Linked DNA regions of Homo sapiens: all the other regions are linked to region 4. A link is a loop called in an ENCODE intact Hi-C map of the cell type or tissue named here. Cell type or tissue: IMR-90. All regions are shown on one strand. Each heading gives the region's core, and the rest is flanking DNA. Links, peaks and the distances in the headings are about the cores only. Region 1 overlaps CHRM2 (cholinergic receptor muscarinic 2). Region 2 overlaps LOC349160 (a long non-coding RNA gene). Region 3 overlaps LOC105375523 (a long non-coding RNA gene). Region 4 overlaps CHRM2 (cholinergic receptor muscarinic 2). Region 5 overlaps CHRM2 (cholinergic receptor muscarinic 2).

Region 1 (6,420 bases), core at 696-5,695, 130 kb after region 4:
CGTTCACAGATGCATCACAGTTAACTGGGTACGAAGTTATGGAAGGAACAGTTGCATCCCCTATACAGCATGAAGCCAGCATTTCTGCCAGCAAATCTCTTAGAAAGATATGCAGCCTGGTAGGGCTTGCTGCTGTCTCCCTCAAAAGGAGGAATCTGAGAATCAAATGCCATTCTTCAAGCTTCCATAATTGCTTACAGGAGTCTTGTTTTGTGAATTGCAAGTTCTCCTTGTACAGCATGTTGTCACATTCCACTGATGCTTTATGAGAAATTTTCCTTAACCTTTAGAAGAACAGAGACATTCTTTCTTTCTTTTCTTCTTATATGTTATTACCCTTTCCTCCTCAACTAACATACTTGATGTATGCATATGCATGCATGCATACACACACACACACACACACACACACACACACACACACACACACACACACACACACACACACACTAGTTAGGTGAATAAATACAGGCCCAGGCCCAAACCTCTCAGCTTCCTATTTCCTTCCATCTTGGGGTATTCTGGGGTTAGTAACTACTCACAGAATCCTACTCTAACATGTTATCTTAGAAGTCCAGGTGTGTATACTCCTAACCCAGCAGACAATGCATGCTAAACCAACTTTGCTGATAGTAGTATAATTGTTGATATGGTTTGGCTGTGTTCCCACCCAAACCTCATTTTGAATTGTAGTTCCCATAATCCCCACATGTTGTGGGAGGAACCCAGTGGGAGGTAACAATCATGGGGTGGTTACCCTAGTGCTGTTCTTGTGATAGCCAGTGAGTTCTCATGAGATCTGATGATTTGATAAGGGGCTTTTCCCCTTTTGCTCGGCACTTCTCTCCCCTGCCGCCTTTGCTTCCCCTTCTGCCATGCTTGTAAGTTTCCTAAGGTCCTTCCAGTCCTGTGAAACTGTGGGTCAATTAAACCTCATTCCTTTATAAGTTACACGGTCTTGGGTATTTCTTCATAGCACTCTGAGAATGGACTAATACAATTGTGCTTCAAGGAAAAACCACACTGCCTAGAAGATTTATGAACAAGTCCCAATCCATTTGCTGTCTACTGGAAGATCTTCCATTCTCAGGCATTATATAGGAATGGAAATTGTATTTAAATACTTCTGTATGTGAACTACTCACAATTTAGCTACTTTTTGTCAGATGACACAGTAGAGATGGGGGCAGAAAAAATGTACTGAGGACATTTCCAAGTCAAGATGGTTTATTTCAAGAAGGGAAATGCCACTTTTTTATCCTAGCTTTCACACTGGGCATAGTCCACATGGAACATACTCCCTGATAGAGGTAAAGATTATGGTTTGGTAATTATATCTCAGTCTAAATGGGAGACAGGTATTTGGAGAGTCTGGAGGTAAAGAGGAGTCAGGGTATTTAAATATTGATGTAGTCTCACACTAAGGGTGTTGGAAGAGGGAAGGGGCTGAGGTCTTCGGAAGAGAGGGTGGGCACAGCATGTGATGACTTATCTTACATATATTCAATTATGTTGTGATTCCCCTGAGGTCATAAACCAAAAAGTCATTTCATTTCAAGCAGTCTGGAGAGTTGACTGCCCTGATTTACCACATAAACCTCTTCATTCTCTCTGACCAACTGGCTTTATTTTAATTCTAAATTAGTGCTTTAGATACAAAAATCTTTGCTGAGTTGATGCAGCTTTTTATGTTTCTTCATCTCAATTGCCATTAGATCATTTAGTAAAGACTTTAATCTTCTCCCTGCTCTCATTTTTTCAAGTTTTCATGGGATAACACTGCGGTCATTTGGCTCAGTTCTAGAAATAGTCTGCAATCAAACTCTGGGGAAACAATCATTTTGTCTTTCGACTGGAAACAATAAAAATAGTTGCTTCCCATTACTCTCCACACTTCATTACTATTTTATTTTTACAGCTTCGTTGAATCTGGTATGAATCTTAATTATATGAGGCCTGTGTCATTTCTGTCATTGAAAAGCTAGAAGAACCAAGATTTAGCTATATGGGGGTGAACTGGTTTCTCTGTACCCTATACCTACATTCTAGGATGGCTACTAGAAGAGTGATGGTGTCCATTAAGCTCATACTTATCAGTGCATGTGTTTTAAGAGGCGATGACTAATAATAGCATGTCTACAAAACACAATCCACTTGCTTTACTTTTCATATAAATAGGCATTTTAATGAAAAGAGCAACTTTCTCTTTCTCTCCATAAGCAATGCAGCCTTAAGTAGAGACATGCTTAAAATAAATATATATTCCTAAGTATAACTAAGTGTCCTTGTCTCTACTTAACTATTATAAGATATGCTATCTGAATATTTGTTTTCTATATACTCTGAAAAAAATTTCACTTCTATGTGCACCTCCTAATATTTTCACAGCCTCTAATCTCACTTATTCTTATCCCAACCATCCTGGTCTATTCTTCAGAGGAAAAGTACTAACTTCCTCTTTATCTTCTCTCTTCTCCCAAACTGACTTTTGTTCCTCCCTTTAAAGTTGTCCTTGACCTACTATCCAAAGCTCCACATTGCCATGTGCTCTGTCTCAGCTTCCAATGGGCACATAGACCATTGAAAAGGATCCCTAAAAGGATATTTTGTTTGGAGCTGCTCAGCTTCTCTAGAACAACTGCTTTTATTCTAGAATTTTCTATCATAGTCCTAAAAAGCCTCAATTCTCTGCAAATTTGATTCACATTTTTAATTCAAAGCAATGAATTAACTAATTTAGAGTTATTAAACCAGCAGCCTGCCGACTTTAGGAAAAAACAAAACAAAATTCTAAAAGCCGACTATACAAATTTCCAGTTTCTCAAGACGGTAAGAGAGACAGATTGATTCAAATACAGCTGCCTAATCATAGACAGTCTGTAGCTCTCCAAGAATTGCTTCCATTTTCCTTTCACTCTTCTTCCTTGCGGGAACAAAACAACCTTTAGACAGAGGGCTTTCTCCACTTTTGCTGCTGTTTGCTTTAGAGCACATTGTTTAGTCAGCACCATTTACTAGATTACATTCATCATCAATATTTGAGTTCTGTCAAATCCTTGGTACAGAAAAAGGTGGATGCAGAAGTCCTCTCTCAGATGGAATTTCATTTTTAAAAGTCTAAGGGTTGGGTATTTTCAGGTTTCATTCTATTCAGAATTGTCCAGGCCTCTTCCTTTTTGGCAGGAGTTGTATATTGTGTGAACGAATTAATGAAAAGGTGCCATGGATGTAGTGACAAGGACAAAGGTCCCAGTTAAGTTGCTTTTACACCCATTTCCCCCTTATGACACTGTTTTTGGGTAAGTGGTGTTTAGGATGTGTTTTGAAGAGGAGAAAAGATAGCTTGGCTGACATGGAGTGGAAGTTTGTCCCAGCATCACTAAGAATAGTATTACGTTTGACAGGCAGCCAAAATGGCAAGCATGTTTACACTGTAATAAGTCCTTGCATAATCCTGATCTTTTTTACATTGGAAAAAGTCATGAATTCTCTTCTATTTGTACTGATGTGAGGATCAGTTTGCTTTATCAGCTACTTTCATTCTGTTCTATAATTTTCTTTTACATTTTTTTTTCTTTTTCACAAAAGTGCAACTCACATCTAGCACTGCACACAAACCTTAAGGGTACAGCTTGATAAAATGCAGTATGTGTTTGGTGTGGCCTTTTTTTTCCCCCAAAACGTTGTACATAATGCATATCTGGTAAAATCTGCCGCCGTATGCTGTAATTTCCTAAAGATGGACAACTTATACATCCCTCTAGAATACTTTCAACACATCTTTTCAGATGAAATATAAAAACTCAGTGTAGGTGAGGACATGGCTGTCTTTTTCTGTGTGCTTTTGAACCTACAGGTTGTCAGGCTCAATGTACTGAAGCAGAAACCCACCAGCAGTATTTTGTACTTTCTTTAGAAGAAGATATAACGCAGAATCTTGAGAATAGTAAAAAATCAATCAAAGAAAAACCAAAAATGTCAGATACAAGCCAGTGGTATGCGAAAGGAGAAAAAGAGAAAGGGAAAGAGAGATACAGATGTAGGAAAGGTTTCCAGGGAGCTTTCTGTATTTATTTCACCACATCTGACCAGCCTTGCTCCATGGTTTCTCAGCCTTGTTGCTTAGCATGATATTGGGCCATTGTTGTTTTAGAAAATTGGAAATTTCACCAGCAATTTGTATCTCCCCTAGACTGCAAATTCCTTGTTGACAAGAATGTGTTCTGTTTTGTTGGTCACCCATTCCTACTTCACTTCTATCCCCCACAGCCCTTGAGGGCATGTGTGGATCTCCTCAGAAGAGTAATTCAGTAAGATATTTTGAAATAAAGAAAGCTAGAGAGCCATGATTTCTTAGCAGGGCCCCCACTACTCCTTGCGGCCACCACCCCCACCACAACTGCTGTTGTAGTGAGATTCAGGAGCTCATAAAAAAGCTCTAAATATGTACAATGACTCATAATGTGTTGCATGGCTCAAAGGAAAACCAGATTAAAAGAAAAAACAAAAAGTGGAAATTTACTTCATTTTGTGTGATGTTGTCAAAGCACTCAGACTGTGGAATGTCAATATTGCTAGCTAGCAGGGCTGGACTGTCTCCTGAGCCCCAGGCCAGGACTCGCTTCCATCTGTAAGCAAAATTTAAGGACATTCAAGATTGGTAAGGGTCATTATAATGTAAGCAAATTATGCTATCACCATCTGCATCAATATCAAAACTGTGTACAATTGAACCTTTCTTTAGAGAAAGGGGACTTTGCTCCCCAAGACATCCTTAAATAAGTCTCTCCACAATTCTCTCTTTTTCTTTTTCATGTCTTTCTCTCTGGCATCATTAATGGAAGGAGTGATTATTGATAACATAATCTCAAAGCCTATTTAACACATTCACTAATGCAGTTTATAAATTAGTGGGATTAACTGAATATTAAAAGACCTACAATAGCATATGGATTATATACCTGAATGGTCATCTCTCCTATGTCAGAAAAAAAATATAGCTGGAATGTCATTCATTGGATTATTATACAACATATTTATTTGCAAATATATGAAATTAAAAATGAATAAGCTTCATTTGCTTTCTCATCAATGATAACCACATCTCATTCTTAAGGTGGGGAAGAGATAATACTTAAGTATCCTTTACTACCAACCGCTGGCTCTTCAGTAGGTGAACCCTTGCTTCCAATGATACTCTGATATTTCCCAGAATTGCTGCCATATTTGCATGATCATTATATTTTTTATGTTTTCTTTAGTAATAATTTGTACTGAAAGCTATGTATCTAAACATAATATTGTTGTAGTAAACTTGTAATTCTCTAAAGACATTCTATGGTGTTTAGCCCTCATATACAAAATTTGAAGGCTAACATGGGCCTTATCACTATTCTATCAGTTTTGGTCATTTGAGCCAACATTGATAAGGCTCATTATCTTATCACTGTTACTTGCTAAGTGAATATGCTACTTTTGAGATCTTAATGGTTGAAAGGTGGGCAAGAAACGCCAAAGAACTCTGCCATTTTTTGATAATGTGTTCAAATAGCAGCAGAATTAAAAAATCTGTAGGAAGCATGTATACTAAGATTACATTTTTAAAACAAAAATTAAAGAAATAGAAACAAGTATAAATTAAACATTAGGTGAATTCCTCTTCATTTCCAAACTTTCTTCTTGTTCTCAAATTTTTTTATACAATTACATGTCTTCTCTGTCACTGGATTTCAGCTGTTATCAACCATGGATTCGTTTTTTCTTGACTTTTCTATTTCTTCTAGAAAACATTTTTAATGGGGCAGGTTTTATGCCATTGTGTAATATTGTGGAAATGACATGGTCCAGGAGTCAGAGAGACCTAAATTTGAATCACAGCACTTGCTGGGTCTGTTATCATTATCATCTGTACAACTGGAAAAGATAATAGTCATTCTTTTCAGGGCTATTGTGAGAATTAAATAAAATAACACGCAAAAATCCCAAAACTTAGATTACTTATGTATTGATAATTCATTATTAGCTTATTACATTAGAAATTCACCTACAAAAGCATTCATCATACATCAGGCATCCTGCCTGACCTCAGCAGTGTGTGAAGAAAATTCCATTTGTTTTTTATATAATTCTCCGCTTTTATCTAAATGTATATCAGTTTATTTTTTAATTATATTAATTTTCTCTGTAACAATTCAGAAAAATCTGTCATTGTCAATATTTAGAACTTTTTTTGTCCACTGATGTGAATACTTACATGGGAATCTATTCATTAATTCACATGGTGATATGTTTTATGAAGATTAATTTTAAGACAATTTTTTGAATCTTAAATGTCACATATTTTCATGTGCAGAACCCTACTTACTGACTCCCTAGCTTATTGTGAATGTCTCCTGCCCAAAGCCCCAGTATTGTCCTGGA
Region 2 (6,420 bases), core at 995-5,994, 200 kb after region 4:
AATACTAGACATCTCGGAGGATCAGATCACTAGGTGTTAGAGAAAAATGAGTCAGTCTACACGCTTTTTAGGGGGTATAAGAATTCTCTACACTGCCGAATTGTTATTCATATGGCACAGCCCAAAAAGATGTTCACAGACATGTCCTCCTCCCATATTCCTGTATGTGGGAAATGAGGCAGTCAGAAGCAGGAATGAAACCTGCCAAATACTGAATGAAAACAAATAATGATGCAACGAGGAATCCACTGTATAGAAAGGCCAATATGAATAAGGTTGAACTAGAAAGACTAAATAGGTCTATAACTTTAAGCATGTGTCTAAAGGCCATAAGCATTGAAATCTGAAATGCTGAACCCCGCGCAGCCCCAGATGCTCCTGTGCCCCATCACTGTGATTCCCTGATAGACAAGTACTAGGAGGAAGAAAAGCTAATCCCAAGGCACCTTCAGGCCAGGCAGGAAACTTTCTAAACCAGTGTCACTATCCCGACAATGCAGCACATCTAAATAAGGAGGAAAGAGGAGAGGGAGAAGAAAAAGAGAGAGAGTGCAAAATTATTAAAGACTGGGTAGAAGAATGGAGAGCCACATGAAATACAGAAGAAATTTTAAAAGTGTAAAAAATACTACATGCAAGCTTCTTGGCAAATAGGCTGTAAACTAAAGGAAATGAATAATTTCTTAGCTATATATATATGTCACATATATATATATATACGTCACATATATATATATATATATGTACACATACACATATATTTCTAAATCTGACTCAAAATGAAGCAAGAGGCTGGGCATGGTGGCTCACACCTGTAATCTCAGCATTTTGAGAGGCCAAGGCTGGTGAATCACCTGAGGTCAGGAGTTCAAGACCAGCCTAGCCAACATGGTGAAACACTGTCTCTACTAAAAATACAAAAATTAGCCAGGGGTGGTTGTGTGGCCTGTAATCCCAGCTATGGGGAGGCTGAGGCAGGATAATCACTTCAACCCAGGAAGCAGAGGTTGTAGTGAGCTGAGAGATTGCACCACTGCACTCCAGCCTGGGCGACAGAGCAAGACTATGTCTAAAAAAAAAAAAAAAAAAGATGAAGCAAGAAAACAAAAAGATATTAATACCATAGAAGGTTTATGAGACATAGATATCTAACAAGGAAGCATCACAAATAAAGGGCTCCACAACTAAGCTATTGGTAATCAGATAATTCTAATAAAATAGACAATAGGAAAAGATGACAATCTTTATTAATTTATTTTATGAGGGCATCACATTTTTAATTAAAACTTGATAAAGATGGTATAAAGTGTTTTTCAGAAAAATCTTATTTACAAATACATATGCATACAATCTACTTATGATATTAGCAGAAAGAATTCAGCACAAATCAAAATTATAATAAGACACAAACCACAAAGAGTACCAACTTGAAAAATGATAGTGAATTTCAAAAATTCAAAAAAAATACATGTGTAAAAAATTAATATATCAGTAGAAGTTAAGGAATTTTATAGACAGCATAAAATAAAATTTTTCATAAAAATGAAATTCTCAGGTGGGTTGATCATTGCTTTATATATTTTGAAGCTATACTATTAGATGGATATGTTAATATTCATTTTTAATGAATACAATTATTTTCTGATTGCTCTGTGAACTAACATACAACATCTCTTTTGTCACATAAGATATTTGCTGAATTAAATCTTTATTTTGTCAGAGATCAATATTGCGACTTCAGATTGTTAGAGTAGGTCTTATTTCTTACTTCATTCAATTGATTTTATTTCCTTATTCTTATTCTCCACTGGATAGATAAGATTTTCTTCCACCACTGTCATATAACACAATCTTTGTATCTGCTATGGACCAAATTTTATTCCCCCCCCCAAATTTATATGTGACGCTCTAACCCTGTATTTGGATAACAGGGTCTTCAGGACCATAATTGTACACTGTGACTGTATTTGGAGATAGGGTCTTTAGGGGATAATTAAGGTTAAATGAAGTCATAAGGGAGGGTCCCTAATTGATAGGATTGGTGGCTTATAAGGAGAGGAAGATCTCTCTGTCTTGCTGTCTCTGTCTGTCTCCTCACTCCTGCCCCCCGCATCCCCCCACCGAGCCCCCTACCACACACACACACACACACACACACACACACACACACACACCACTGGGGAAAGGCCATGTGAGACATAGCAAGAAGGCAGCTATCTGCAAACCAGAAAGAGAGCCCTCACCAGAGTCTGGCTATGCTGGCATCCTCATCTCAGACCTCCAGCCCCCAGAAGTGTGAGAAAATAAATTTCTGTTGCTCAAGCCACCCACTCTGTGGTATTTTGTTATATTGACTTAAGGTGACTAATACAATGTCTTTCTCCCACTCCTCCCACTTCCTATACTCTCCCACTTCCTATACTTCACTGAGGAAAGTGTTGGATTTCAGCTGAAATAAAATGGACAAAAGGACAGATTCAGGAAGCATTTCCCATGAATCTCTTACATTCTGGCACTGTTGCCATTACTGAGCCCCCTGCCAGATTGCTTACTTTCTACTGTAGTGATGCTGAAATGGTGTCTGGTATTTTTCTTCTTTTGTATGGCCTCAAACTGATATGTCTCCCCTGACATCAATGTTACTATGCCAGGCTGACTTTGGAGTAGAATTGTGTCTGTGGCAAGCTAGAAGTCAGCACATCATGGAGATTCTCTTTGCCCTAAGCTGGGAGCCAGCTTGAGAAATGATCTGAGAAAGACTTGAGGACAGAGGACTCATGCAGGCAGCTAAGGTTCAATGAGGTAATGCCTCATTCTGTCCCAAGACCTGTGGGTTTCAGTGAACTCCTCAGTTCAATCTGGGTCCCTCAGGAAATGCCAGACAATACATGTGGGCCTCATTTTACCAACATAAAAGGAGAGGAGGACAAATCCATGGAGTGTTATGCTTACTCCCATCTGACACAGGAAGCATTGGGTAAAAGAAGCACATGAATGTGAAGGGGCGGAAAATGTATTTTCTTCAAAGGCCTTTCCACTTAACACAATGGCCATACCTAATCATTTCTGAATGTTTATTAAATGGTAATATTTGTTCTCAAAAACACTAATTAGAGAGCTAAACTACACACATGCAAAATGGCCTATGAGTCATTGATTGGTATTTCTACAGAAAACTTCAGTTTTTATCTGTTTACAAATCAACTAAAGCATGAGGTTACAACTACTTTTGACTTTCGCAAGTTTTTTGGGTCAAAAATAGTTTTTCAGGTAGTGAGTATTGGGCTGCCATCATACAACTTTAGCTGTCTATGACAAGGGGCAATCATATGCAAACAAGTGAGAAGAGAATACGAAAGATTGTAAAGCATTTTGTTTGTTTGTTTGTTTTCTTCTCCTGTTTGTTTTCTTGATGAAAATTAAGAAATTATAAATCATCATTGTGATTTTTTGCAAATATGCTATTTGTGGTAGATCTGAAATTTAAAAAAAATTAGAAGTCTTCTATTTACTTTCAAGGTTAAGAGCAACATCATTCCACTGTGTAGTTTATATGTTCCTAATAAAGAAAGAATTCTTGAGAGATAAAGTGTTGCTGGTGGCTCATAGCTTATAAATGTTACAGATTTTGATGTCTGAGTCATTAAAACAAAGTTTACTTTACTCATTTTTTTAAATTCAGTATTTACTTCATACTAGATAAGATTATCCAGTAGAAATTCAGCAAATGGTCGCAAATGACTCCTCAATTTCTCTTTATTAGACATCAGATGATAAGTACTGTGTACATACCCTGGGGCCACCTTTATGCCATCTAAACCCCAGCAAAGAAGGATGGAAAGAGTCAAAAGAGGAAGAGAGAGTGGCAATGGTACCAAGACTAGCTTTCATTCTTTTCGTTCTTGCCAGGGATTACAATGTCACAAGCCTGGGGCAGGATCTTAATTGGAAGTATGAAGCTAAGGATTATAGAAAGTATGTGACATTTGTGCCTTGTACATTTCTATAAACATCTTTGGAGCCCCTTAGGGAAATGAGACTGGGAGGTTTTTCTTTATTTTTCTAGAATCTTTGGTTCTGGAGGGCTAAGAAAGATCAAGGCAAAGATCCTGGAGTCAGAGTTCAAGCTGCTTACCACTGGTTCTAAACTCAAGGCAATAGGGCATATTGACCCTTCCAATCATCGTCCATATTTCCCAGAACAGGTGAACTGAAGAATATTGGAGAGTGTGGCCGATCTTATAAGTTCCTCTCAAGAAATCAAGACTGGAATACAAGGTATTCACACCCTAACAGGCCTGCTAAGTACTCAGGAATAGATGAGATGTGCAAGGCCCAGGAGTCTGGACTCTCACCGGTAAGAATAAGCTTCTTCTCCTCCTAAAATGACTAAATGCAAAGAGATGATAGGGTAGGGTCCTCACAACAACTGATGGTGACAGTTGAATTAGTGAAAGGGCATTTCTAATGGCATATTTCTGAGAAAGAGGGCAGGAGTAGAGAATTATTGTTCAGTCAATTATCCGTAGCACCCTAGGCCATGCTGGCAAATACAGGAATTGCATTTATTATACAATTAATTAAAAACATCACTTTTGCCTTTTTTAAATGATTATAGATTCAGAAAAGAATATAAGTGAACTGCCTTCCCCTTCACTCACCAAGCATGGATGGGGAAAAATGAAGTTACTTTGAAGAGACACCATATATTCAATGAAATTAAAAACAATAATAATCCCCATCACATATGGAATGTTGACCTTTCTTGGATAAAATTTGCTTCAATTAGACAATGAAATGAATTTTTTGTATGAATGAGCTGATACCCGACATTATTTAGTATTTGTCTGTGTGAACTCGAGCCCCAAGCTAAAGTAACAATCAACTCTCTAACTGTCCTTCACTAAATAACACCTTCTTCTAAGCAATAAAATAAACTGATTATTTATTTTAAATATTTGTTAAGTTTAAATTCCCTTATATTCATGATCAATACTTTTTAAAAATTAGGAAGCTCTAGCTCCAATGCCAATGTTGTGATTTTATGGTGTTCTGTTTACATACGTTAAGCAGTCTGAATATTACATTCAGAATACATTTTAGTTGTATTTCAACAGGGTCTTGGACTTACCTTAAAACAAAGGTAGTTTGGGGCTCAAATTAAAAGTTATTACTTTTTACACTTATTTTCTTATAAGGCAACAAACATAAACTTAATTATATGATACTGTTAGAGCCAAAGCTTTGGATCTAGTAGTATTTTAAAAGAAACTAAAAGATCAAAAAGAAGCTCATAAGAACTATGTAACTGAAGAGTTAAAAAACATTCTACCTAAATGTCTCAGCAATTTCTGAGTTTCTTCAAGCTAGTTTTCCTCAAAGAGTAAATCTGTTTCAAAGTTGTGAGGTTCTGGAGGAAATGATCATTCACTCTAATGGAAATTTACTACCTTCCTGAGAGTTCGGAATTCTTCTTAGAGAGAGAGAGAGAGAGAAAAGGCATCTTATTCAGCTAGAAGGAAGGTGATAGCTTCCTGGAATGATCGGAATATCAAAAATCAATGCCTAGATTCAAATCAAGGACCTTGGACTCAAGCCAAGACAAGGTAGGACTACTAAATAAATAAATAAATAAATAAATAAATAAATGGAAAGGATAAGAGCAAAGAAGACACTTAGAAGTCAATGTAGGGCACCTCATGTGTACATTGCAGTTACCAGAGGAGACTTCTCTTCCTGAAGGGGAGTGTACTGCTCCCTGGTTCTGCTGGTGAGAGAGTGCTGGTCAAAGAACAGGTTCTGTTCCAGTGGAAGAGAATCAAATAGACAAAGAAACTAGCACAGAACACCTAATATAAAAGGAAATTATTTCCCCCATCTGATGGTACAGCCAAGTCTGTTTCTCTCATGTCTACCAGTGGGCATCAGGCAATTCTGCTATCTTTGCCAACAAACATTTCTTTACATCCTGAATCTAAAAGCAAGAGTTTTAAGCCTCTTTCTTGCACCTTTATTTATAATCTCCATGAACAGTCTCACTTAAATGAATTGCACCCACATCTGAATCCTTTAGATAATCATATCATAAGACTGGCTTTCATCTGTCCAATTATGCCTTGTTATTTCTATTACCTGAAACTTCCGGCACAATACCTGAAGATCCACTTGTGAAAAGATCCATTTGCAAAAAGCCAAACCCTACACAAAGGTTCAGATCTAGTAGTGTTTTAAACAAACATAAAGGATCAAAAAGAAGTTCATGATATACCAACTATATAATTGAAGAGTTAGGAAAAAAACAGTTCTACCCAAATGTCTGACTTGTTGAGAGCCTAACCCTACACAAAACAGATCAGATGAAACCAAGAAGTGCCCTTCAAGGTGTTGCTAAATATAGTTACACTCTATAAGACTGTGCAT
Region 3 (6,420 bases), core at 839-5,838, 470 kb before region 4:
GCAATACAATCATGTACAGCAATACATAATCCTTGATAAACAACTTTTACTGCTTTATGTATTTACTATACTGCATTTTAAAATGTCATTTTACAGTGTATTTTTCTATTTATATTTAAAAAGTGTTAACTGTAAAACAGCCTCAGATGGGTCCTTCAGGAGGGATTCCAGAAGAAGGCATTGTTTTCATAGGAGTTGACAGCTCCATGTATGCTCTTGCCCCTGAAGACCTTCCAGTGGGACAAGACGTGGAGGTGGAAGATGGTGATATTGATGATCCTGACCCCGTGTAGACCTAGGCTAATGTGTGTGTTTGTGTCTTATTTTTAAGAAAAGTTTTAAAAGTAAAATAATGAAAAGAAAAAAATTTTAAAAATAGAAAAAAGCTTATAGAACACAGATATAAAGAAAAAAATATATTTGTGTACCTGTACAATGTATTTGTGTTTTAAACTGTTACCAAAAAAGAGTCAAAATGCTAAATAAAAAAAAGTTTGTAAAGTAAAAACATTACAGTAACCTATGGTTAATTTATTATAGAAAAAAAATATTTTTATATAAATTTAGTGTAGCCTACTTGTACAGTGTTTATAAGATCTACTTTAGCATACAGTAATGTCCTAGGCCTTTACATTCACTCACCACTCACTCACCACTCACCCAGAGCAGCTTCCAGTCCTGTAAGCTGTATTCATGGTAATTGCCCTATACAAGTGTACCATTTTTTTCTTTTATACTGTGTTTTTACTTTACCTTTTCTATGTTTAGATACACAAATGCTTTTCATGTGTTACAACTGCCTACAGTACTCAGTATACATACACAGTACTCAGTACGCTATAATGCTGTACAGGTGCTAGGAGAAATGGGCTATACCAAATAGCCTAGGGGTGAGCAGGCTGTACCATCTCGGTTTGTGTAAATATACTCTGTGAGGTCCACACAACGATGCATTTCTCAGAACGCATCCCCATTTTTAAGTGATACATGACTGTACTAGGTTTACTATTCACATAAGAGGCCAGCAGGCAGGAAAGAAAGAGCCAAGTCTTTCTGAAGAGTTATCTTGGAGAAGTGCAGAGTGGCCTTCTCATCCACATAATTCATTTTTTCATTCGGCAAACACTAACTGAGCATTTAGTGCCAGGCACTTGTTGTACAGTAGCAAAAACTTTACCTGCAACAAAGCTTATCATCTGTTAGAAAATACAAATATTAAAGAAATAATCAAAGAAATAAATGTATACCTAAAATATCATAAGGGCCATGAAGGAAAGTTCATGGTGTTATGCAAGAGTAGAAGGGGTCTTGATTTGGCTGATAGGCATTTCAGGAAGGCAATCCAATGTCTCTGGGAAGCTAGAACTTTTGTGTGGCTCACAGCAGAGAAGTTCTCTAGTCTCTAGTGTCTCCTTGAGGTTTAGGGTATCATCAGAACATATAAGCCAGGATATGGGGCTCCTGGAGGGGGTGGGCTGACCACTTCTTCTTCCCACTCCCACCGAAATGCACTTTCTTCTGCCCTCTGTTTCAGACTCTCAAATCAGCCCATTATTACACCCCACCTTCCCATTCCAGCATCACTGCCTGCTCCTTGCCCTCCCTCCTCATCCTTTTTCCTTGCTAAAGTTTAAGCATGGCTTTTCTTTCTGACTGTTACCATAGATCCTAACCCAGAAGGCTCACCTACTTTGTTTGGTTATACTGGAATATTAATTGCATAGTTTCAAAGAGAAAAAATAACACTCTATTTCATAAATACTGAAGATACTTTTTAATTTAAAAGGTGTTCTCAAAAACGTGTGATAAGAGAGGAAAGGGGAGGGTGTATTGTGTAGACTAAGATGATACACAAACACATCTGGGGAAACAAGAGGAATGCTTTGCAATAATAGTCAGCTGCTCTCTGTGTGCAGCAAGGTTTGTGTGCTTCTTGGAGAAAGTATTGGGAAGAAAGAAGGCGAGTACGTTTATATTTAGAGTGAGGTAGTTAATCTTGTCTGTTTCACACATATTACTCATTGCTTTTGAATTAGTTTGAGATAATGTTTTTATCTCAGTAAGGATAATTTTGGTGATTTACTGTTAACATATAGGACAATGAAAATAAAAAGATAAAAGGCTAGATAATCCCATTACTCTTAAATAGTCAATTATAAATGTTAGGTTCTTTTACCATAGAGATATTAAGCAACTTGTAGAGAAGCTCTTTGGGAAATAATTTCATCTTAAATAAGACTACTATCAAAATAGCTATCTTTTCCATTTGTTAACATCTAACCTACTTTTATCTTTATATTTAATGAGGATTTCTTATAGGTAGGTGGCATTATCTTCTTATTAAGTTATTTAACTATTAACTATTAACTTTTGTTTTTATTTAAGTTCAGGAACTTTGCAGATCTCTTATTAACTCTTCAGTTAATAATGAGGTAAGTCTTAAGTAAATATTCAAATTTTATCTAAGTTTTTTTTCACTTAATAGTGCCATCGTGAGTTCAGAGAAGACATTGAATAAGGATGAGAGGTGATTGATAAAGGGAGAAATGTGGAAGAATAATTTTTTATTCAAATACATAAAATTTTACCTATTTAGAGATTTTTTTAAGTTTATCTTCTGCATTTTTAAAAACTTTTAATTGATTATTTTAATGGACACATTGTATTTGTATATATTTATGGGGTACAACTTGGTATCTTGATATATGTCGTATGATGATCAAATAAGGATAGTTATTGTATTCATCACCTCATGTACTTCTGATGAAGACACCGAAAGCAATTGGGACAAAAGCAAAATTGGCAAATGGGATCTAATTAAACTAAAGAGCTTCTACACAGCAAAAGAAACTATCAACAGAGTAAGCGGACAACCTACAGAATGGGAGAAAATTTTTGCAAACTGCATCCAACAAAGGTCTACTATCCAGCGGGAGGGATCACAGAAAATAACTTGTGGGTACTAGGTGTAATACCTGGGTGATGAAATAATTTGTACTGCAAATCCCCGTGACACGAGTTTACCTATATAACAAACCTGCACATGCACTCCTGAACTTAAAAGTTAAAAAAAAAAAAAGAGAGAGAGAGAAAATGGTTTAGGCATTCAAAAAACTAATAGGTATTTTAAGAATGTAACTAATAATAGAAATTGGTAGGTAGCAAGCACTTACATTTCACAAAGCATATGTGGATGCATTACTCCATTTAAAGAACAAAGCCCGGCGTGGGGAGACACTCATATAATGGAAACACTGGAACTCTGAGATTGATCCGGACCCACAAAGCTCCCTAATGGCCAACCTAGGATACACTCAGACTTGGGACTGTTTAGCTCCACGTCTCGTGGTCTTTATATGTGTCACAGTTAAGAATCAGACCGTGACAGACACAAATCATGTGAAACGGCGTCCCTCTCTCTCTCACCCATTGATCCCCCGCAGTTGTAGATGTGATTCTGCTTCCTAGTAAAAGAAACTTGCAATAAGAGTATGTGTCCACTAGAGGGCCGAACTCAGAATTCGCCGTTCTGCTGTAGAGCCCAAGTAGACAATGCCATCAAATGCTCCAGGCTCTCTTTCATCAGCTTTGTACCACCTGATTCAAACGCTAAAGCCCTGGGCATAGAGTGCAATGAAAAACACTCTTAATTCCAAGTAGAAAAAATAAAAGTTGTATTTTTCCCTGCTTGTCGATGCCTTCCGTGTGAAGTATGTTGTAAACTGTGACACCCCATGGAGCGTGGTGTCTCACTATTAAGCGAAGCCTTTTCCTGTTTCTGATGTTTGCTGGGTTGGCAGGAAGAAAAATATCAGTTCTATTTTTTAACCATACTATTTCTGTTGCCCTAACAGACTCCAGGTAAATTAATTTACTTTGAATGAGTCATTAGTTCCCATTTGCTAGAGTTCATGAAAATGAAAGCATGAAACAACATTTTATAGAAATTCCCTGAGGCACAGAACACCAAACCTGGGAAAGACGTTAGAGTCCAAATTCCTTATTTTATAGACAATAGAACCAAGTTTGAGAGCAGGGTTGCCCTTAATTACCCAGCTCACCTAAATCAGAGGCTGACCCAGAACCCAGGTCTCCTGTTTGCATGGTTCCATCCTACCCAGATTTTTTTTTTTTTAACACTGGTCCATAGAATCCTTTGGTGGCCTGACTCTCATGTTAATAAAGCCTGATCAGAGATTCTTGATTAAGTATATTGTTCACATATATTTTAATTTCCATTAGGAAATACTATTGTACCACATCAGTCAGTCCACTGCTAGAGAAGACTGGGGGGATCTTGCATCCTTATGCCAGTTAGGTCTCCTTGCACACAATTCCTGTGAGCATCCTAGAGATCCATGCCTCCTCATTCCTGGATTTGCAGAGATGGAGAGCTCACAGTTTTGAGGTTACCTAATTCTGTTGATTGAGTAATGTTGATTAAGGATTCCCACCTTACTTTTGTTGGAGGAGAGAGAAAAGTTTGGGAAATGGGATTGGGGGTAGGAAGTAGGGAGAATAATTTAAGATTGCTGTCCTTTCTTGTCTGATGATGAAGAAGTACAGAAGGACTGGGTGATTCATCTGAGATTCTGAAATTAGATGTCAGAATAGGCATTATATAATGCGATAGAAGGCTCGTTAGACTAGTAGTCAAATACGGTAAGTACTGACTCCATGATATAAGGGGCTGCTCAAATCTGAGAGTCACCTAAACACCTTCTTTCTTCAAATCTCTAATTCCTCCCTAAGTATTGTCTAAATAGCCCCTCAATATATTCCTCTCAACTCTGTCCTATCACTTTTGCTTTTTTCATCCAGATATGCCCAGCACCCTCCAGTTTGTCCCCAGTATTGCAGTTTTCTGGACCTTCCCCAGAAGCAAATACAATCTTGCATCTTTTCTGATTAAAATCCTTTACTGGCTCCCCCACTGTCCATACTGATAGCTATTCAATTGCACTTTGGAGATGAACAACTCCATTTTTGGAGCCAGAATATGTCCTTTTCCTTTCCCACTAATTTGCTTCCTCACCTAGGAGACTCCCTGTCTAGCTTGTCCTTTCTTCCTTGCTGAAATTAAATTTCTATATGATAAAAGAGGCTGGAAGCTGAGGAAGGTTTTGCAGGAATTGCCCCAGCCATAGCTACATGCGGCAACAAGATGCATGATATTTTAAGTTATGAGTAGCAGAAGCCTGTACATAATCAGAAAGATTCTAACATATTATACCTCTAAGAAAAAAATAATATGCACACATGAATGTACATATATCTCTGGACAGAGCAGCCACTAGGCTCCTGATGTGACTTGCTCTACATTCCTCTCCCCCTGGGGAACCACACAAGTGTTTTGCAACCTCCTTTCTCACCTCTGCCTACCATGCTGTGTTGCCTCTGAACATTTATATTCCACCTCCTTCTTTTATTTGTGGTAATTTTATACATGACAGCTACTAACTAACTAAGGGAAAATGATAGAGGGTCCTATTTAAAAAACAAATGCAAGCCTGTTAGTAGAAGCATAATCCCTGTAAATAGTATAGCTTTCTCAGCTAAAAATTTAAAGCAGGAGGGTTTTTTTAAAGTATAGGAAACTGGGGCTTCATTTCATCTCAGATTCCTCATGAATACATCTTGGAGATTCATGTAGCTATATTTTTAAACTCATATCCAGAGGCACACCCCCTTCACCAACATATATAAAAGATGATGAGGGGATTTTTCTTATCTTTACGTAAGAGCAGGAGTCTGTACCAAGTTTGCGAGGTCATTCAGTAACAAATTTACTCAGCATGTATTCCTTCCATAGCTCCCAGAGATCAGGTACCTTGCTAGCTCTTATGGTTGGAGATACACAGATGATGGAGTCTTGTCCTCCATCCCCTCACACTGAGAGGAGGCAGGGAATCTGACATGTAAACAAATGTGCACATGACTTGCTATATGCTATAATAGAAATGCTTGCCAAGTACTACATGAATAGAGCAAAGGAAATCCTAATGATTCAGGTGGCCACTGAAGTCGACTTCCTGGAGAAGATGATACTACACTGACAGAGACTCAAATATGAAAGAGGCAGAAATGTCACTCAGAAAGGGGCAGCATGAGCAGAAGTACTGGTTTACTTTATCCTGGTATATGTAGTATTGTGGATCATATTAGTGTGGTCTGATCGATTATAGTTTCTTAAGGGGAGATTTTTAGCCAAGAACCACTTATGCACTTCAGAAAGTTGAGCAGTTATACAAACAATTTCTTTAACATTACCTTCTTCATATGCCCTTTGAAAAAATATTTATTAGCCTCTTTTAATTACAATATTAGTGTTTTATGTTAACTCCAAGTAAGTATAGGGTGTCAGGAGATATTGCTCTATCTAATTAGGTAATATATCATTGTAATCATATCCATGGTATG
Region 4 (6,420 bases), core at 703-5,702:
ATTCGGCTGCAGTTCAGAAAGTGGACTTTTGAGACTTGTCAAACGAATGGAAGAATTTTGTGCCAACAATGTCCCAGCTTTGCAGGCTTGGCAGCTGAGGACTCAGAAGTAACAAATTAATGCCAGGTGAATTATTATTGTTACTACTATTATCAAAATGTGTTCCAGTTGCAGCAATACAATGGATAAGCAACTTCCTATTGACTCTATTTGCTTTCCTGGGCTAGACAATAATGCCAATTAAAACTTAAAAAATTTAACCTGACCCTAAAAAGAGGTGAGAACTCCAGCCAAATCTGTTTACCATTTTAAAATAAAGCTCTGTGAATGAGGTGGGGTGGGAATGGGGGAAAGTTTTGGGACTCCAAATTCCCAGGGCTAGACTGTCTGAAAGATGCTTCATTTTCCTATAAAATAAAGAGGCATGTTTGTTTGTAGAAGGGTGCTTGAGGGTGCCTGGAGGCAAATTGGAGTGAGCAAATAGGTGGATTTGAATACTGTCATAGTTCCAGTAAAAGGGAACCCAAAGAGCATGTTTTCAGCTCTCAACTAACTTCAGAGTCAGATGTGGAAAGAACTAGCAGGTGAAATACTGGTAAAAGTCCCTTTGGAGTGAGTTCCCATGGTCCTTCAATTTTGGGAGGCTGAGACTGTTGTCTTCATGTTAAAAAACAAACAAACAAAAACACATATTGCTCTAAATTTGACCCTATCGCCTTCATTGCCCAGAAAGTCCAGATAGTCAAGCATCCAGATGTGTCTTTACTGGACAATTTTCCAATTCCAATTCCAGAGCAGCCATTCCCCAGGGCCAATAGGAATGGGTGGTTTCAGAGATCCAAAGAAAACAGTCCCAGACTGCTGGCAGGTAGGGAAGGCACAAAAAGCATGAATGACACTGTCTTCAATGGAAGTTAGGCTGGCTAATTAGGAGTCCTATGTCTCTCTGACCCACAACAATGAGTAAAGTTAAAACAAGTACAAAAGAGGGAGAAGAGAAGAAATTAGAACAAAAGGGAAATGAAGACGGAATGGGAGAGAGAAAAATGAGGACAAGAATCTGTAGGTATATCAATAATCGTGCTGGATTCAACCTCCATCACTGATGTCAGCCTTTGTTTAGAATATGCATGTGAGCGAACCCTTTCTATTATCTTCACAAGATCACCCAGACACCATTCTCAATCCTGTCTTAAACTTTTCCCACTTTACTCAATAGGACAGAGACTGACAGAAACATTTTGCCACACAGTTCTCTTGAAGAATTGGTTTTCTTTATTTAAACTTATATTTGACTTGCTTGAGATTTTATGACATGGACTCTCCGTGGCATAGTTCCCAAGAGACTCCTATGTATCGAAAGCCACCAATGTCCACCTTGTGACTACTAACAACTGGCTTTTGCTTCCTGTACCCACTCTGTCCACCTTTGGTTCATTGAGCAGGCATCAGGACTTCTCTCATTTAAGATAAATGGCATAAGTATACTGATTGCATATCCCACAGCTCACCTGGCCTATGTGGTGGAGGTGGTATGTGGGGAAAGAGATGCAAGTCACCTTTCCTTAGGCAGGTATTTTTGCTGTGTGTATTCTAAGTCCTTGGCATTATTCTAAGCATCTTCCCATATGATATTTTCTGTTTTGTCAGTTGCTTTAGCCTCACTGCTTAAAATACAGCCAGGCATACCTAAGAAACATATTAAATCTCTTTTGAATGAGTTAATACAGCAATCAATTTTCTCATTTTATCTTTGCAACAATCCTATGTAGTAGATGTTATTTTCTACAGGAAGAAATCAGCATTCAGAGGGGTCTGGTAATGACCCGAGATCATACAGCTAGTAAGTTGCAGCCCCTGGATTCAAACACAAGCTTGTTGGACTCCACTGTCTTAGTTCTTATAGTGTGTCAATCGGTTCGCTATAAATAGTTGTGGCACTTGTTTTCCCTGTGTTTGGGGAAAACAAAACCATGGCATTCAGAAGTTCAATGATGTTCTCCCCATCTGTTAATACAACTTTGCATGTTTTTGTTAGATCCTCCAAACCTTAAGCAAAGAAGAGGCAGTGCTGAGTAGGCTCTTAGTTGGCACGTGCTTGTCTTGTTTAGTCAGTGATTGCCTCTGGCAGAGGTAAACGAGGGCACCAAAATTTTGGCAGATGCCATTTTCACCTCTCAGCAATACTAAGACATTATTAAACAGAAGTTCTTTTGTCTGATGCATAGTAATAAAAGATAATTTTGATATCATTCAGCTGAGTTCATGATAGGAAGCAGATCAAGAGACTTTTTCAAGGTGACACAGCTAACCAAGAACTGCATAAGAACACACACATCCCAATCCCAGTCTAGTTGTCTCTCCATTTTTTCATGCTAAATGAGTTCTCTTTTTCTATAAGATTGTTGGCACTTAAGATTCTGAATTTCAATGGCCCCATTTACTTTTAATTAGTATTTATTATCCACATGTGCTTTGAAAAGTATAATGTTACTTTGTAAACTGCTATTAGCAAAGAATGAGGTAGGTTCCAGTTGGTTTGCCTCTTTCCACTCTTTATATATCTTTGTCTTACTTTATTTATTTCTCTTTTTTTTTCTTCACATGTTCTAGCTCCTTCTTTTATACTATGACCTAAATATACAATCATCTTAACTGGTGCTGTTACCATGGTAATGTTTCATGGTAGATAAGGGTACACACTAAAAACTCAGTTTTCTCATTTTCTTTCATTAGTAATGGAATTCCTTCTGTCTCTCTTTTTTTTCTCTGTCTTCCCCCATGCCCTCCCTCTCTCTCTGCCCCCCCTCTCTCCCCTCTTCCCTCCCAAATCCAAGCTTTCACTGAATGATGCCCTCTGGTGTTCAATAACTGGAAGCACATTGGATTGGATAGGACAAGGACATCCGTTTTAAAGCTTAGGGAGAATTTCAATTTCAAACAAAAATTCAACTGGACCTAAGCAAGAAGGACTTTGAATTAATATGTTTTTAAGCAAAGAGATTAGTAGAATACATTTGTTGTCTGGGCATGTCAAATGTTGTTTACTATGTATACAGTTATGGCAAAGGGGTGGGAAGGATATTTATACCCTTACAGGTTTAACATTGTTATGAAAATGTTCTTATGGAAGAAAAAGAGATGCCACCGAGATATCCCTGGGAGGATAGTCTGATAGAATATTCTGCACATTTAAGTCTTTAAGACTTCTAAATGGAAGTCTTCTATCTTTAGAATGGAAACATTTTTCTTGCTGAATATATATATATATATGTAAAAAATGCATGTGTGTGTATGTGTGTATATATATACACATATATACATATATACACATATATACATATATACACACATATATACATATATATACACACACATACACACACATGAATTTTATATATATATATATATCTCCAGCAAGAAAAAAATATATATACATATATACATATACATACACACATACACACACGCGTGAGAAAGAAAGAGTGGAGGTATTTGTTAGGTGAGAAACGTAGACGTTTTACTCTTACTTACATGATTGTGTGAATAATAATATCAAGCTGCACATTTTTATTAATCCCTAAATACATGGCAAACTAGAAGTGAGGTTGATATGCTATAAACATATCTTCTTTCTTTCTCATTCCAAATTCCACTGCTGCCCTCTGATCAGACCCCAGGTTAAATCTGTTCCCTCAGAGGCTTCCCTGGAATCCATCCCCCTCTTTCCATCCGGGCATCTTTTCAGACCTTTCGCACCTCTCACATGAACTATCACCAGAGCCATATGCTTCTAACCGGTCTCCCACTCTCCAGTCTTTCTCTAGTACAAGCTACTCCTCACATTGCCAGAGTGACCTTTCTAAAATGCAAATCTGAACATGTCGTTCTCCTGTTTAAAATTCTTCAGTGTTTCTCAACAGTCTAGGATAAACCCTGAGATCAAACCCATGTGAGAGCTTCCATAGCTCATAGAGCTGTTTTGCCAGCCATCTTTCTCACAGGCATTTCTTCATCCTCCAACTGCACAAGGAAAGAATCCATGCACATAGCTTAGTGTAATGACTGGTACAGTGTACATGCTAAATAAATACTAGCCAATATATTTATTTCCCCTTTATTCTCCTCCTCCTCTTCCTCCTCTTCGTGGAATTTATTATTATTATAATACTAACAGGCAATGATAAGCTTCACACTTATACTCTAGCCATTCCTCAAACTAATAATAATACTCATGAAAAGGTATGATATAATATGATGAAGTTAATGAATATTTGGCATCCTCTATCTCATTTAATCTCTCACAGCCATGTGCACCACCTGGTGCCCACTAGGTGCTCAGTATATTCCTGTTATTTTTATATACCTAATCAATATAATAATAATGACATTTTTAGCCCTTATTATTCATAGCAACATGTTTTGGAAGGCGAAGCCATGGGTGTTTTTATTTTAAAAAACAAATTATTTACAAAGGAGTTAACTTATAAAAATGCTAGGCAACTTGGATGGTTTTATCTGGTGCTGGTAGTAGAGTAACAGCTAGAACTTGTTAGGGATACAGATGACGTGAGAATAGAGGCCATATTTTATAAATGATGGCAATATACACTTACATTTGTATTTCTGTCTTCTCTTTAAAACGAAACCAAATGCCCTGATGTTTCCAAATAACACAATTAAGTGGAATTTTTAAAACCACTTTCTATTTTCAAAATAATTTTACTATTATTTTATTGCATAGTGTGCAACCGCATAGATACCCACAGTACCCCTCCATTTTATCGTATCAAAGAAACTGTAGGCAACTTCATAGGCTGAGGGCTATTTTAAGTTCAAATTTCCAGCACATGGACAATGAGTAACAGCAACAATAAAACTGAGGATCTACATTTTTAAGATTAGTGCAAAATACATAACAAAAACTGTAGTAACGAGGCAGTCTTTTGAAGCTATCTGTATTTATTGGGCTCAGAAAAACAGGACCTCTCTTTTCTGAGGCTGAGAATCCTAAATATCCTTGAATATTGACCTCTTGGCAGAACTGGGCCCACTTTTTCAAAAGTCAATATTCATGTCACCAGGTATAGTGCTTTAAATGATAAGATTCTGAATTACTTAAATAACTACTATCTTCTAAGAAGTCATTTAAAAGAGATTAATTCACAGGTTGAGTATCTGAGACACTTTATTCCTCTTGTAAAGACATTGAGTCAGGCTGGGAATTAGGGACAGGAATCTAGATTTTTAACCAGCCCCTTCCATGATACTGAGGTGGGAAATCACAGGACTACATTTTAAATAACAGATTGATGAACTGGAACATAGAAGGCATCAAGGAGGAAAGAAGATAGGATGTACAACTCAAAATGTTGCTGCCAATAGTACTATATGTATTTTCCATTAGGGCCCGGACAGAGAGCTTTGCTGTAGCCGGAGACTTTTTGATTTGTTAGGCAAATTCTAGTGTGAACAATGAATAACGGTTCAGGAAGACAGCTATAGATTAAGAAGCACATCTTTCAATGTAGAGGAAACCTAGATACCTGTGTGTTTAGATGGGACACAGTCCCATTTGCATACAATATGTCCTTGGAGTTAAATCAGTCTCGGCTACTTAAGAAATAAGTACTTGATTTCTTTTCTATTTCTTATTTTTTTCCTTCTTAAATTCCTTTCATTCGTTTAATATCTTCACAGATCATATATATCTTCATGATTCCAGAGCTCCTCTCTGCATTCTTCTATCTGGTGTTCTGTGTAGATTCTTATTACTAATGTAGCTGGATCAAGCACCTGGACTTCTTCCTCTTCTTCTCTCCCAACTCTAGTGGAGGAGTTAGAGAAAGTGAGAGAATTGTCTTAAATGTTAATGCTGATACATTTCACTGTCATTGTTGCAAAATGTTGTTGCATTCTGATGATCCCAAGTAACAGGCGGGTATGATACCTCCTCTAGGAATAAGAAAGTTATAATGACTTTTCTTGATGTTATTGTTCACCCTTAGTCATGCTGATGATTCTTCTGTTTGAATAAAGCAAATAAGCTGTTCTTCACCTCCTCATTCATGCCAAGCCAATAAACAAGACAGAATCATGTTGGAAAACAAGCTTCTTATTTCTTATTTAATTAACTACCAAGGAACTCTTTAGGAGGAATGTGATCGTGAGCTAAATAATTACCTGAAGCCTAATTTTTCTTCCTTTCTATAAAAGATAAGCACAGAATAATTTGATTGGTAGAGGAAAAAAATACATTTCACAACCTGTTTTACATTGTTGAACACGATGAAGATTTTCTAATACTCTGCCTTCCTTGGCACTGTTACAAAGGGAAGAGCTTCTACCATAACCAGCATGAAAATAGAAAGTGATAAGAAAATTCTACTTAATTGTGTTCTTTGGAGAGCATCAGGGCAT
Region 5 (6,420 bases), core at 656-5,655, 82 kb after region 4:
TAAATTACCAAAACGCTATTAAGTGTATAGATAGATTTTTCTGGTCTATGTTTTCTATGATTTTCCAAAATCACAAATATCTTAAGTCATATGAGTACTTTAATTTATTTTGTCTATCCTTAGAAACCCATAGTTAGTAAAATTTCACAGCCATGGGACATTAAGTTATGCCACATGCCAAATTACTCATTCAACAAACATTCACTGAATGCCTGTTACGTGCATTCTACTGACAGGCAGTGAAGATGAAAAAGATGGATGTGACTTTTTCCTCCGAGAGCTCATAGACAGTGGCTGAAACAGACATGCAAACCAAAAATTTCTTATGCAGAGCAGGCATCCTATGCCTTAAAATTTAATGAAAAAAAAAAACAAATATATTTCAGACGGACAAAGCACAACAGGAGAAGGCAATGCAGCATCAGAAAGGCAGTATCTGTTGGCTCCTAGTTGTACCCCACTTGTCCTCAGAGAAGGTCCAGCAACACTAACCATGGAGGCAAGAAGACTAATCCAAGCAGCACAGCACTGCCTCTGACTGGCACATGCATTAGGACATTTTCCTATCCATCCTCTTACCATGGTGAGAGGAGATCTTGGGCCAGAGCTGGACTGGTGGACTATGAATCTAGGTAGAGGAATGGCCTGTTTATTATGAGAAGAGCCTCCAGGGCTCAGATGCTTATATCAGTCCAGAACTTTGTGTTCTTCCTTTGAGGTAAGAGTGAGCTGACACCTTGATAAGCTACCAAAAGGGAAGAGGAAATGATCCAAGGCCATCTAGATTCTTCTCTCCTCATTCTTTATACACATACATATGCATTATATACATATGCATATACCTATACCTATACATTTATATATGTGTGTATTTTTCCCCTCCACAATGCCATTATTTTAAAAAGTTGGTGGTCTGTTGTCTGAGCAAATAAAGTAGGTACACACATGTGTTTAGCTTTGTGTGAAATCTCAAACTTTCACCATTCTCTCCACATGTTATCCTCATCTCATTTTTAGGATCAAAAGAAAGTAAGTTATTTCATGATTCTGTCGATTTCTTCCTCCATATTACCTGTCTTTCTCTAAGATCTTACTAAATTGTAGATTATCTTCTAAACTTAATAACATAGTTTATTTTATTTCTGTTGACAAACCTTGCATGTCTCCTCTTCATATTCAATGGATTCTCTACCTGAACTCCCTTTCTGTTTATTTCTCCCTCATGAACAGTGAGTTCATGGAACTATAAACAATGTAGAAAGATCAAAATACAGAAAAAATATGAAAGACTTTTGAAAAGGTAGGGGCACTGGATGTATTTTATTCTCCACTCTTTAACTGTGATTGGAGCCCAGGAAGCTGAATGATCTTGACTACATCCATGGATTCTTCCATCCTCGTAGCTGCCAGTTGGGTTCAACCAATGGGAAGCATCAGAAGATGATCAAGAGACAAGAGGACAGTTGGATTAAGATATTCATAACCTCACTACCCCTTCTGGGAGATCACTATAGATTGTTGCCTCCCTCTGCTAAAGACCACAGCTCTTGGCAGACATTCCTCAACACAGACCTATATTCCTGGTTCCAGGAATCCCCTCCTCTTCCCACTTTGGGCCTAATGGTATTAATACCCCTACTAGTACTATACCCTAAGTGCTGCACTTTCCTTTCTTGGTTTCTTAAGGACATTCTCGCATAGTTGTGTTGTAGATGGTAGGATAAATGAGCCGTAAAAGAGTTTTAAAAGTTCGTGTTTTCTTTCACATTGGGCAACTCCTTTTGAGTAAAATATTCACCTCTCCTCCTTCTTTCTCATGATTTTGAAATGCATCCTGACTGCTTCCTTTACTAGCCAAAGTATTTTATAATCCATTCATATTAGTGCATTAAATAACTCAATTCTTATGAAGCATGCTGCTGATCTGAATAATAATGTTATGAGTGAAAATGGCACCTTTAGTACTATTACTCTGGGGCTTCAACTTAGCATTTGTTTACTTCCTTGGAATACTCTTGTCCTCGGGTTTTCACATTCTACCTGGCTCCTAATTATTTCCCAATGGTAAAGTGCCAATTCTAATAGTAGAATAAGATGGGATACATTCAACCTTATGCACTGTCACCTATTATTCGTCAAATTCCAGCCATGAGTTGGATGAGCTCTGTATCCATGGCCATGACAGAACATAGTCCAGCTTGGCCATTCATTTCAAAAGGAATGTCCTGGCCTTTGTCTCTCTGTGCTTAAGGAGGCACCCTTTGCCCTTCCAAGCAGTTGGAGTATACTAGGACGTATGGTCATTGGTCTAGGCAGTTGGTTTTGCAGAATTTTGGAATAACTATCTTCACACATTTAAGTCTGGAGCATTCTCTATGCCCTTTAGTACTAATTTTTGAAAAATATTATCATAAAATGAAGTTGATAAAAAGTAATAAAGGTCTGTTCTCTTGATGCCTGAATTTCAACTTGGCATCTTAAGCATACATTATTTATGCAAAGTGTTATAAATCACCATATGCTCATTAACTACTTGTTGTCTGCACATATAATGAGGGTTTTTTGTTTATTTTTAATATATTTTATTCTACTTGAATAAATGGTAGTAATGTTTCAACTGATATTTACTGAGTAACTTCCCTCATCCTTATACTACTCCCAGAGTTAGAAGTAACTCAGAAGGAAAAATATTAGATTCCAGTTCACTCTGATGTATATTTTTAATAGGGGAAAAGAGAGATACTATAATTGTATCATATTACAACATAGAGAATAAAATTTAAAAATAATTTTGAACAAGACAAACAAGGTGATCTCACAGAAGGATGGAGTTATTTCAGGACTTTGGAATGGCATGGAATATAAAATATGGACTTTATGAGAGAGCAAGAAAGAATTGTTAGTCAGCGGTCTTTTTGTTTTGATTCCTCCTTGGTTTTTATACATTCTTTTTAATGTACTATTTATTTTCTGTTTGAACTGTTTTCTAGATGAGCCTTAATATAAATGTACTGTTTAAGGGGAAATGTCAACTCTTAGTCATCTAGAAAAAATGCTTCACTCTGACCTAAGATTAGTGGGTATAGATAGCAACAGGAAGCCTGGATTGAAAATAGACCTGGTTTTTGAATCCTCCATTACTGAACATCAATATGTAAAACAGATACAAATGGGGCATCAGTTGCAAAAGAAGACAGGAAGCCTCTACCCACATTTCCACACTTCCTCTACCCAGAGGATTTGAAAATTACTGGTATACTTTTTTATTGTTAGAGCATTCAAATGTTATCCTTCATTATTAAATAAATAAATGGTGACTGCTGACATATTAGCCTCAACTCAAATCCCTTTGTCTGTAGCTGTATAGTCAGTTGCCAAGAAGATATTTTAGTGTCAACTAAAGCAACAAATCAATGCAGACAGGGAACAGGGAGGGGGAATGGGATCATATGAAGGTTTTTTTTTTCCTCTCTCTCTTATTATTACACCCATTTACCAGAGGAAGTGTAATGCAATAGGGTGAGGACCTCTCTTCCCGCTGACTCCTTAGCAAACACGCTTGAAGGCTACATGTGACATAATGTGAGGTTAGCCCTGGGACTCACTGTTCAAGAAAGCTGGCGGGACTCCCCCTACTCCAAGGCCCCTCAGAGATGCCTAATGGAGGTGTGTTTTGGCCTGGATTGACAATCCTCTTGGATGACTGACTCTACAGACCAAGTGGCAAAACCCCACTTCACTTTGTGCTGGAAAGGCAGCACAGTAAGTCAGGAACTAACCTGCGGCAGGAGGCCAAGGATTTGGATGGCAATTTCTGTGCTTTGTTCAGTACATCTTTTGGGGGCAGCCCACTCCTATCAACATAACAGGTGTCATAGTGTATATGTGTGTGTGTGTGTGTGTGTGTGCACATGCACACATGTATGTGTGTATTTTCTAGAATAGCTCCATTAATGAAGAAACTAGGAACCAACTAAGGAACTGTTAACTATTGGCAAAATATTCAGTGCATTCTGATTTTCAAGTTGTTGACTTATTGGTTTGAAGCTTGTGCAAATAAACTGGAAATGTTAAACAAGCTGACAAACACATAAACCCACAAAAGATAATGACAGTCTATTTATTTGCTGTGCAATGACATCCATAAGATTATAAAAATACCAGCTTATTCTTTTTGACTATTACTCAGTGACACTCGAGAGACGAGTTGGGATCTCTGACAAACAGAGTATTTATGGGATGACATGTATCTGAAAAAGCCACAAGGTACATACCAGCACTGTGTGTCTCTATATTGTATAAACATATCTATTGTGTATTCACCCCTCAGTTTACAAGTTGCTATTTTTCCTGAACATGTTAAATGTTCTGTAGAGTTCTCTAAACAAATTTTAAATATTATGACATCTCAGTAACTATTGCATAGAAAATCTTCATATCTAGAATAAAACATAAAACTTTTTATTGAAGCCACATCTATAATTAGTCAAAACGTTTTATCAATTCAAAAGTTTTTAAATCAATTCACTAAGAATATCAAACTGAAATTTGACACTTTATAAATTAAGCTAGAAGTTTAAAAACTAAATATTTACCATTTGATCATCTGATTTTGAAAAATAACAATGACTCATAGTGGCTGCTTGATATTATGTAATCTATTCCATTTGGAAACATAGTTTGAAACTGATTACACTGGTGCCATTTTTCAAATTTTTAATTTTCTAATGAGAATTTGGCAAATTATTACCAGCACATTTTTATGCTAACGGAAATGAGCCAGTTGAGAGGGAAGAGAACAGCTGGTGGAATAGATAAGAAGGCAACATCTTAGAGTTGGTAAGAGAAGAAGGAATCCAGTGAACAAGAAGAGACATTGTCTTTAGCTTAGACACAATGACTTCATCCATGATAGCAGCAGCGAGGGCAGAGTGGTTGGGCTCTGGTACTTGCAGCTCTTTGAATACCATGATGGGAGCCTGTGGGCACTTTATTTTATTCACTTCTATTTTCTATTGTACTTCTTACATCTATTGTAATTCTTACATCTATTGTAAAATGAAGAAGCAGTGTCATCTTTTTTTTTTTTTTTTTTTTTTTCTGAGACAGCGTTTTATTCTGTTGCCCAGGCTGGAGTGCAGTGGGGCGATTACAGCTCACTGCCACCTCTACCTCCCGGGGCTAAAGCCATCCTCTCACCTCAGACCCCTGAGAAACTGGGAATACAGGAGTGTGCTACCATGCCCAGGTAATTTTTGTATTTTCTATAGAGATGGAGTTTCACCATGTTGCCCAGGCTAGTCTCAAATTCCTGAGCTAAAGCCATCCACCTGCCTCAGCCTCCCACAGTGCTGGGATTACAGGTGTGAGCCACCATGTCTAGCCAGCATCATCTGTTGAGAGTAAGAATGGGTAAGGAAGTGCTGGAGATTAAATGAGACTTCAAATTACACAAATTAGTTTTTAAATGGCAGTAGGAAGTAAATGGATCACCAGCTCTGTCCACAATACAAGTGATTACCTCTTCAGTTGACAGTAATATTACTATTCCAAGTTTGAAAAATTTGAGCATATGCCCCTCGGTATGGTCTCTCTGAGGCCCACCAGTTTGTCTCTTCCTTAGCTTTTAGAGATGTCTGAAAAGATGGCTGAGAGGCTATTTTTATGTTTCTGCCCTGGAGACTCTGAACCTCTTCTGGGATAGGCACCAATATCATGTGAACAATGGTGACCCAAGTCATCTTCACCTTTCTCTTATCTCCTTCCTCTCCTTAGCTTCTATCCTCTAATAGTGCTCTCTAGATACATCCTTCAATTAAAAATAGTTTGAGAATTTACCCACCAATAAATCTATATACTTACAAATGAATGTATATCTTCTGCTATAGTAATTTTTACATTAAAATGTAACTCAGAGTATGAATTTTAAAGGAGGTTATGCCCTTCTGACCAAGATAAGCAAAGTGATTTGAGTGGAGGACTAACAAGAAATGCGTTTATTGAGATAGGAGTGCCTGAGACATGTGGATACCAACATCTGGTTCCGGTATTGTAGATCCATTAGGCCCATGCTAGGCTCCATAAGAGTGTAAATGTAGAGGTTGGTAAAAGAATTATCAGTAGAGTTTAAAAGTAGCCACAGAATGTGGAGGATGTGCTTGAATGTGAAGACAGAAACCAAACTCTACATTTTTCCATTATGGTGATTTCTGAAGTGGGTGACAGAAGACCAAAGCATATGTTAAGAAGGAAGTGAAGGGGGAGGCCACGGTGGCTCACACCTGTAATCCCAATACTTTGGGAGGCCGAGGCAGCAGATCACCTGAGGTCGGGAGTTCGAGACCAGCCTGACCAACATGGAGAAGCACGATCTCTACTAAAAATACAAAATTAGCTGGGCCTGGTGGTGCATGCCTGTAA

The links. Hi-C counts contacts between places; a loop is a spot of excess contacts. Peaks named below come from ENCODE experiments on the same cell type or tissue, not always from the same donor. Only the 100,000 strongest peaks of a DNase experiment are listed, where the experiment ranks them.
Region 1: a loop joins it to region 4, with 2.9 times the contacts of the local background. A loop is called at or near these places in 10 of 110 quality-filtered maps.
Region 2: it touches region 4 in a loop (4-fold over the local background); 21 of 110 quality-filtered maps call a loop at or near these places.
Region 3: a loop joins it to region 4, with 4 times the contacts of the local background. A loop is called at or near these places in 7 of 110 quality-filtered maps.
Region 5: a loop joins it to region 4, with 2.4 times the contacts of the local background. A loop is called at or near these places in 5 of 110 quality-filtered maps.

What each region holds. Positions count from the first base shown.
Region 1 is chr7:137,003,088-137,009,507 of GRCh38, forward strand. The region is part of intron 3 of CHRM2 (cholinergic receptor muscarinic 2); the gene reads left to right. The region is part of intron 2 of LOC349160 (a long non-coding RNA gene); the gene reads right to left. Among named protein-coding and RNA genes, the nearest start is that of MIR490, 100 kb to the left of the region's middle. In IMR-90, for the core only: no CTCF peak of the experiment used is centred there; a DNase peak (open chromatin) is centred at 3,404; H3K4me3 peaks cover 169 bases; H3K27ac peaks cover 1,876 bases.
Region 2 is chr7:137,070,909-137,077,328 of GRCh38, forward strand. The region is part of intron 1 of LOC349160 (a long non-coding RNA gene); the gene reads right to left. Among named protein-coding and RNA genes, the nearest start is that of MIR490, 170 kb to the left of the region's middle. In IMR-90, for the core only: no CTCF peak of the experiment used is centred there; DNase peaks (open chromatin) are centred at 2,343, 2,813 and 3,643; H3K4me3 peaks cover 2,168 bases; H3K27ac peaks cover 4,309 bases.
Region 3 is chr7:136,402,885-136,409,304 of GRCh38, forward strand. It overlaps LOC105375523 (a long non-coding RNA gene), which reads left to right. Exons shown (of 6, transcript NR_187964.1): 5 at 2,386-2,432. Among named protein-coding and RNA genes, the nearest start is that of MTPN, 430 kb to the left of the region's middle. In IMR-90, for the core only: a CTCF peak has its summit at 3,508 (motif pointing right); no DNase peak of the experiment used is centred there.
Region 4 is chr7:136,871,767-136,878,186 of GRCh38, forward strand. All of the region lies in intron 2 of CHRM2 (cholinergic receptor muscarinic 2), which reads left to right. Among named protein-coding and RNA genes, the nearest start is that of CHRM2, 6.3 kb to the left of the region's middle. In IMR-90, for the core only: a CTCF peak has its summit at 2,866 (motif pointing left); a DNase peak (open chromatin) is centred at 2,765; H3K4me3 peaks cover 448 bases; H3K27ac peaks cover 2,097 bases.
Region 5 is chr7:136,953,372-136,959,791 of GRCh38, forward strand. The region is part of intron 2 of CHRM2 (cholinergic receptor muscarinic 2); the gene reads left to right. The region is part of intron 2 of LOC349160 (a long non-coding RNA gene); the gene reads right to left. Among named protein-coding and RNA genes, the nearest start is that of MIR490, 53 kb to the left of the region's middle. In IMR-90, for the core only: no CTCF peak of the experiment used is centred there; a DNase peak (open chromatin) is centred at 2,990; H3K27ac peaks cover 4,065 bases.